2 separate regions of the Homo sapiens genome follow, and region 1 is linked to region 2. Evidence: read pairs that join two places in POLR2A ChIA-PET (ENCODE). Cell type or tissue: Panc1. All regions are shown on one strand. Each heading gives the region's core, and the rest is flanking DNA. Links, peaks and the distances in the headings are about the cores only.

Region 1 (2,929 bases), core at 186-2,685, 60 kb before region 2:
AGAGAGAGAGAGAGAGAGAGAGCGCGCATGCGCACGCTAGTATTTGGACTCAGGCACAATTAGCTTTAAAGCTCCTGTTCTTCAACACTGCACAACTCTAATCAACAATTAGTCTGTTGCATAGTGAATTAACAATAGTAGAGGCTATGTAATTTGTTCCTTTAAAAATGAACGTCTCATAAGTAAGCCCTAAAATGTATATCTTTACCAGTAGCTTTGCTAAAGGAGTTGAAGGAAATAATATAGAATGTCACACAGAATGTAGTTGGCTGGTTATCTTAACTGCTTCTCTTAAAGATCTAGGAATTACTTTCATGTTGTTATCCATTTAGAAGGGAATACTTCTGAGTATCTCTTATGGAACTGAGTTTTAATATTTTTGGTTAATTTATAAAATACAGAACTATGAGTTCAAGTTAGTTGTAAAAACACAAGGATAAAATGAAGCTGACAAATCTCCGTATAATTGTTGCTACTGTACTTGCAGAAAAATAATGCTATCAGTGCTTTGCATGAGAAAAATAAAATTAAGAATATATAAATATACTGCTTTAAGGAAGTTAAATGATAAACACAACATTAAAACACAATAAAAGTAAAGACATATAATTAAAAGCTTGAGGTCAAATTAATAGGAAATTTAGAAGAAATTTTATTTAGCCTTAAAATAATACCGTGTAGGCTGAGCACGGTGGCTCACGCCTGTAATCCCAGCACTTTGGGAGGCCGAGGCAAGGAGATAACGAGGTCAGGAGTTCAAGACCAGCCTGGCCAACGTGGTGAAACCCCGTCACTACTAAAAATACAAAAATTAGCCCGGTGTGGTGACAAGCGCCTGTAATTCCAGCTACTCGGGAGGCTGAGGCAGGAGAATCGCTTGAAACCAAAAGGCGGAGGTTGCAGTGAGCCGAGATCAGGCCATTGTACTCCAGCCTGGGCAACAAGAGCGAAACTCCATCTCTAATAATAATAATAATAATAATGTGGAAAGGTTTATTAATATAAAAAACAGAAATATTGGTTTGAAAATTATTACATCTGGGAATAATGAAAGTGCTTGTTTCTGTTTTGTTGAGAATACAAAAAATGAAATTAAATGAATACGAAGAATGAAAGTGCTTGTTGCCATTTTGTTAAATAGAAATGTTTTTAAATTTGAGGGAAACGATTGATGAAAAATGGGGAAATGTGTCAAAGTTTAGATTCAATGTAATATATTCAGGGAAGGATCTTATGAATACTTTTATTGCTCAAACAAGATTTATATAGGGCTGGAATAGACTAGTGCAGATCCATCAAGAGTACATTATCAGTAGAGGATACTTTTGAACACGGCATAGATTAGGAAAGGACACGCAGAAAGTTAAAGAAGAAGATATTCAGATGAATAACAGGAGAGGAGATTTATGTGGTAACTTCCATATAAAGTGGAAGTTGTGACTTTGAAGTGCCTTTAAAAACAGAAAGATAGCAAGTCATTTGTTTTTCATATTCATTTAAAGTAACAGAATCAAAAGCCTGGGATTAGGAAATAGTGGAGGAGTGAGCTACTGTTCCATGTACGCAGGGAGGATGAGTGCAAAGGGAGGTAGGTGCAGATTTATGCATAATGCATCATCAGTGCTCCATGCTAGACTGCTGAACTACACTTGCTAATTAACTAGACATGGAGTTTTAGAGGCCAAGGTAAACATGGATATTTTGCATATCTGTGTCCTGAACAATAGAAAACCAACACAGTCTCAGCAAGATAGAAGACTAAATCAGTTTCTTGGAGCTCATGGAAGAAATTAGTATAACCATTTTCTTCTAGTTGTGATGAGTCCAACATTTGGCTTGGAAAGACACTTAAGCTGTATCCATTTACTTTTGATACTGAGATCTCATCCAGACAAAGTATCTGTCTGGAAGGCAGCAGTATAGCTGGCAGAAGTTTGGAGTTCTCAGTAGCAGTGAGGGAGCCCATCTGTAGGTCAGAGTCCATGGTGATTTTATGATGAAATAATTTAATCAGAACAATTCAAAATTCATTTCAAATCTGAAGTGTAGTAGCTGGGGATTTAGGTTTACATACCGAAGAAATAGAAGCTTTTTTTGTAAAACAAATTATTTTATTCTGGTAAGAGCACAACCTGAGATCTACCTTCTTAACAAATTTTAAGTGTACAATATAGTATTGTTTAAGTATAATCTCGTAGAGCAGATCTCTTGCTTAACTTAAACTTTACGCTTCTTGATCAGTAGGTCCCCATTCCCCTTCCACCTGTGCTCCAGCAGCCACTCTTTGATTCTCTGAATTTGAATATTTTAGATACCTCCTTTGTCTTTCTATGACTGGCTTATTTCATTTAGGATAATATCCTCAAGGTTCATGCATGTCATCACATACTGCAGTATTTCCTTGTTTTTAAGGCTGAATAATATTCCATTGCATGTATATACCACATTTTCTTTATTCATCTGTCAAAGGACATTTAGGTTGTTTTTACATCTTGGCTATTGTGAATAGTGCTTCAGTGACCGTGGGAGTGCTAATATCTCTTTGAGATTCTGATTTGAATTTCACTGGATACTTAGAATTGAGATTGCTGGAAACTTCTTTTCTAAAGTTGAATGACTATTTTGAGCACCCTTTCTCAGAGCCCTTTGCCAATTCCTGTGTAGTGCAAAACTCCAGCAGGTAAACCCCACATATAGACATTGTTATGAAAAGTGTCTCCCAGAGCTGCACAATACCCTGTCATTCAGTCAGGATGAAAACAAAACAACAAACCAAAACAAATCTCAGCCACTCTAACTCTACACCCCTTTCCCTCTAAGGCTGTCTCTAAATGCTAGGGAATGGCAGGGGACAGCCATCTAATTTTTTTTGTGGTTTTTTGTTTGTTTGTTTTTTTTTTTTTTTGGAGATGGAGTCTCGCTCTGTCAC
Region 2 (2,929 bases), core at 167-2,666:
TATATAAAATATATATAGAGATATATAAATATATATAATATATAAATATATAGATATATAAATATATATAGATATATATATAAATATATAATATATCTATATATATCTCCATATTATAGAAATACAGTTTTTAAAACATAGATGATTTTAAGTTAGCAAAGATAAAAGAAAAAGAGGGAATTGCCTTAGGAGTTTTAGGAGAGAGAGAGAGAGAAGTGACACAGTGAGAGAGAGAAACTGATTATGTTGAGATCAAATTACAGTTAATAAATATGCCAATACATCAGAATAAACAGCAGTACAGTCTGAAATTCTAATTTCTTCACTAGTGGTTTTCATTCCCTGATTGGACTTTATTTTTTAATAACAACTGTTTTGAAACAGCCTCTATGCTATTCTGAAATAAATTCTCTTCATAATATAACAAATTTCAACAAAAATAAAAACATATCCCTAAATGTAATAAAATTAAAAATGAAAGGAAAGTAACTTAAACTAAAAATAATAACCAGCACATTATTTATTTCTTTGATATTTAAATATTCAGGTGGATCACATTAGAAGATATCTTGAAACAGCCAGCTGCTTGTACCTGTAATTAACCTTAGAATCACTGAATGCCACAGCGGCACATGCATGCTGACAGATTCCTTGTACAGACAACTAGAATACCATGAGCCACATCACACTCAAAGACACAGTTTTTCCAAAGGAGAAACTCTTGATACATTCCTGAAGATAGCAAGGTAGAATTTTTCTCTTGATTTACAATGAGTTACAGTCCTGTAAAATGCAGTGTGTATTGAAACTTTGCAAAAGATGTTTTATGCCTATGCAAGATAGCGTTAGATCCTGGACTTTGATAATTATAAGCAGGTTTTTCACTTATGACTGTTTAGGGCATTCAAAAACCATATGGGGTGATTTACTGTTCTTCCTTGTATGAGATTTTATGGTGAATTTCAGAAAGGTAAGTTTCTCTAGCTCTTGCCAATTAAATGCCTGTAGAATCCCATCTCACCCTAAAAACTTTGTGAAGAAAAGCATTCTCCAAGGAATTCAGCAAGTGCACTCAAGGGGGCAGCAGGGCCATTGTTGAGGCCGTTGCAATGCACTGTTTAGACTGCCTAAAGGTCTCACCTAAGACTAATGTTATCTATAGGTGAATCTTGTGTTTTTATCTTTTGGGCATCTGATAGGGTGGTTAGCTAGAAGTCCAGTTATGTTATTATGTGCTTAGCCAAGGAGCATCTTCTCTAAAGCTTTCTGTATTTAAAGTAGCATCTCATAGAGGTTAGTTGCTCAGAGGCAAAGGTGAATGATGGAAGAAATGTGATGCTGATTTCATTCCATTACTTTCAAGATTAGAATGCAGTGACCAATAAAGATTCTCTAGAATAGAAAAATGTTTGTCTTTCTGTCTAAGTTGCTTTTGTGACACTTCAAAAATTCATACCAATGATCTTTTCTTTACCCTATGCTTACCACAATGAAATTAGGCTTTTTTTTTTTTTTTTCCCTTAAGCCACAATGCAAAGGGAGAGAATGACAGGTATTTTTCTTCAATTACTTAGATTTTGGGTCTTTTTTTATTCTGTCCTAAACATTGACCACCAAGTAGGTTCAATCTGAATTAAAATTCTGAAAACTAAGCAAGCTGGGTATTCATCCTTGTCATCTTTTTTGATCATGATATACCATTCACATTTTCTTATGACTAGATTTATTTAATATTAAAATATTTAATTTATCAAGTCTCAAAATTTTTAATTTAGGATGTGTCAAGAAACATTCTTTTACATTGTGCATGGCTGTGTGTTTTAACGTTTCTTTGAGAATTTCAACTTCACATCTGTAGTGAGAAAAGGCACTGTAAACAGTAAGAAAACTAATTTCAACAATGAGAAGTAGTCTGAATATCTGAAAACAAGTCAAGGACATAGAGACTAGAGATTTTATCCTAGCTGCCTAAAGTCCTTGATGCGGATTAAGTGTTTCAAGGATAAGATAGAAGAAAATTTTCTCAACCTGGGGAACATGTTGAAATAAATGTTTTCTGCTCAAATATCATATCTCTTCATGCCACTGACAGGTCATTTTCACAGGTGGAAAATTGTCATTCTCCTTTTTTTCCAATATAATATCTCTCTGAAAAATAGGTTTTAGTTTGAAAAATGGATATTTTTCTGCAGTAAGAATAAGACTTCCCAACTGATACAAGCAACTTACCTCAAGGTGAGGTTGAATTTGGGAAAAGTGTACATTTGCAGTGGTTAATAAAAAGTGGGTCTTTCTTTTTTAAAATCAATTTTTAAAAAAATGGCCAGGTGTGGTGGCTCACTCCAGTAATCTCAGCACTTTGGGAGGTCGAGGCAGGAGGACTGCTTGAGCCCAGGAGTTTGAGACCAGCCTAGGCAACAGGCCAAGACCCTGTCTCTACAAAAAAAATTTTTTTTTTAAAATAGCTGGGTGTGGTAGTGTGCACCTGTGGTCTCAATTACTCCTGAGGCTGAGGTGGGAGGATTGCATGACCCCAGGAGTTTGAGGCTGCGGTGAGCCGTGATTGTGCCACTGCACTCCAGCCTGGGTGACAGAGTGAAAACCTGTCTTAAAAACAAACAAAAAGTCACATAGCTAATGTGTAAAACCAGTTTAAATAATTAAACTTACAAATGATAAAAATAAATGAATAATAAAATGAATAAATAAATCAATTATCCTTGAGAAAAAGATAAGTTTAGACTAAGAAGGAAATAGAGAACCAATATCCCCAATTCTTGATTTAAACAATGGGCTACATTCTATGCTAAGTCCTAAATCTATCCAAGTTTCCTTTCTTCCGTAATTCTTTTAAAAATACCAACTATAAGAAACAAAGTGATAGTAAGCTTCTAAAAGCTGAGTATTTTCTTATGAATGATCAAGGTAC

What was found. Peaks named below come from ENCODE experiments on the same cell type or tissue, not always from the same donor. Only the 100,000 strongest peaks of a DNase experiment are listed, where the experiment ranks them.
Region 1: POLR2A ChIA-PET joins it to region 2 with 5 read pairs; 1 of 35 experiments calls an interaction of 5 or more read pairs at or near these places.

What each region holds. Positions count from the first base shown.
Region 1 is chr2:53,035,141-53,038,069 of GRCh38, reverse strand. All of the region lies in intron 1 of LOC105369165 (a long non-coding RNA gene), which reads left to right. Among named protein-coding and RNA genes, the nearest start is that of MIR4431, 330 kb to the right of the region's middle. In Panc1, for the core only: no CTCF peak of the experiment used is centred there; a DNase peak (open chromatin) is centred at 1,723.
Region 2 is chr2:52,974,704-52,977,632 of GRCh38, reverse strand. The region is part of intron 1 of LOC105369165 (a long non-coding RNA gene); the gene reads left to right. Among named protein-coding and RNA genes, the nearest start is that of MIR4431, 270 kb to the right of the region's middle. In Panc1, for the core only: a CTCF peak has its summit at 1,079 (motif pointing right); a DNase peak (open chromatin) is centred at 1,172.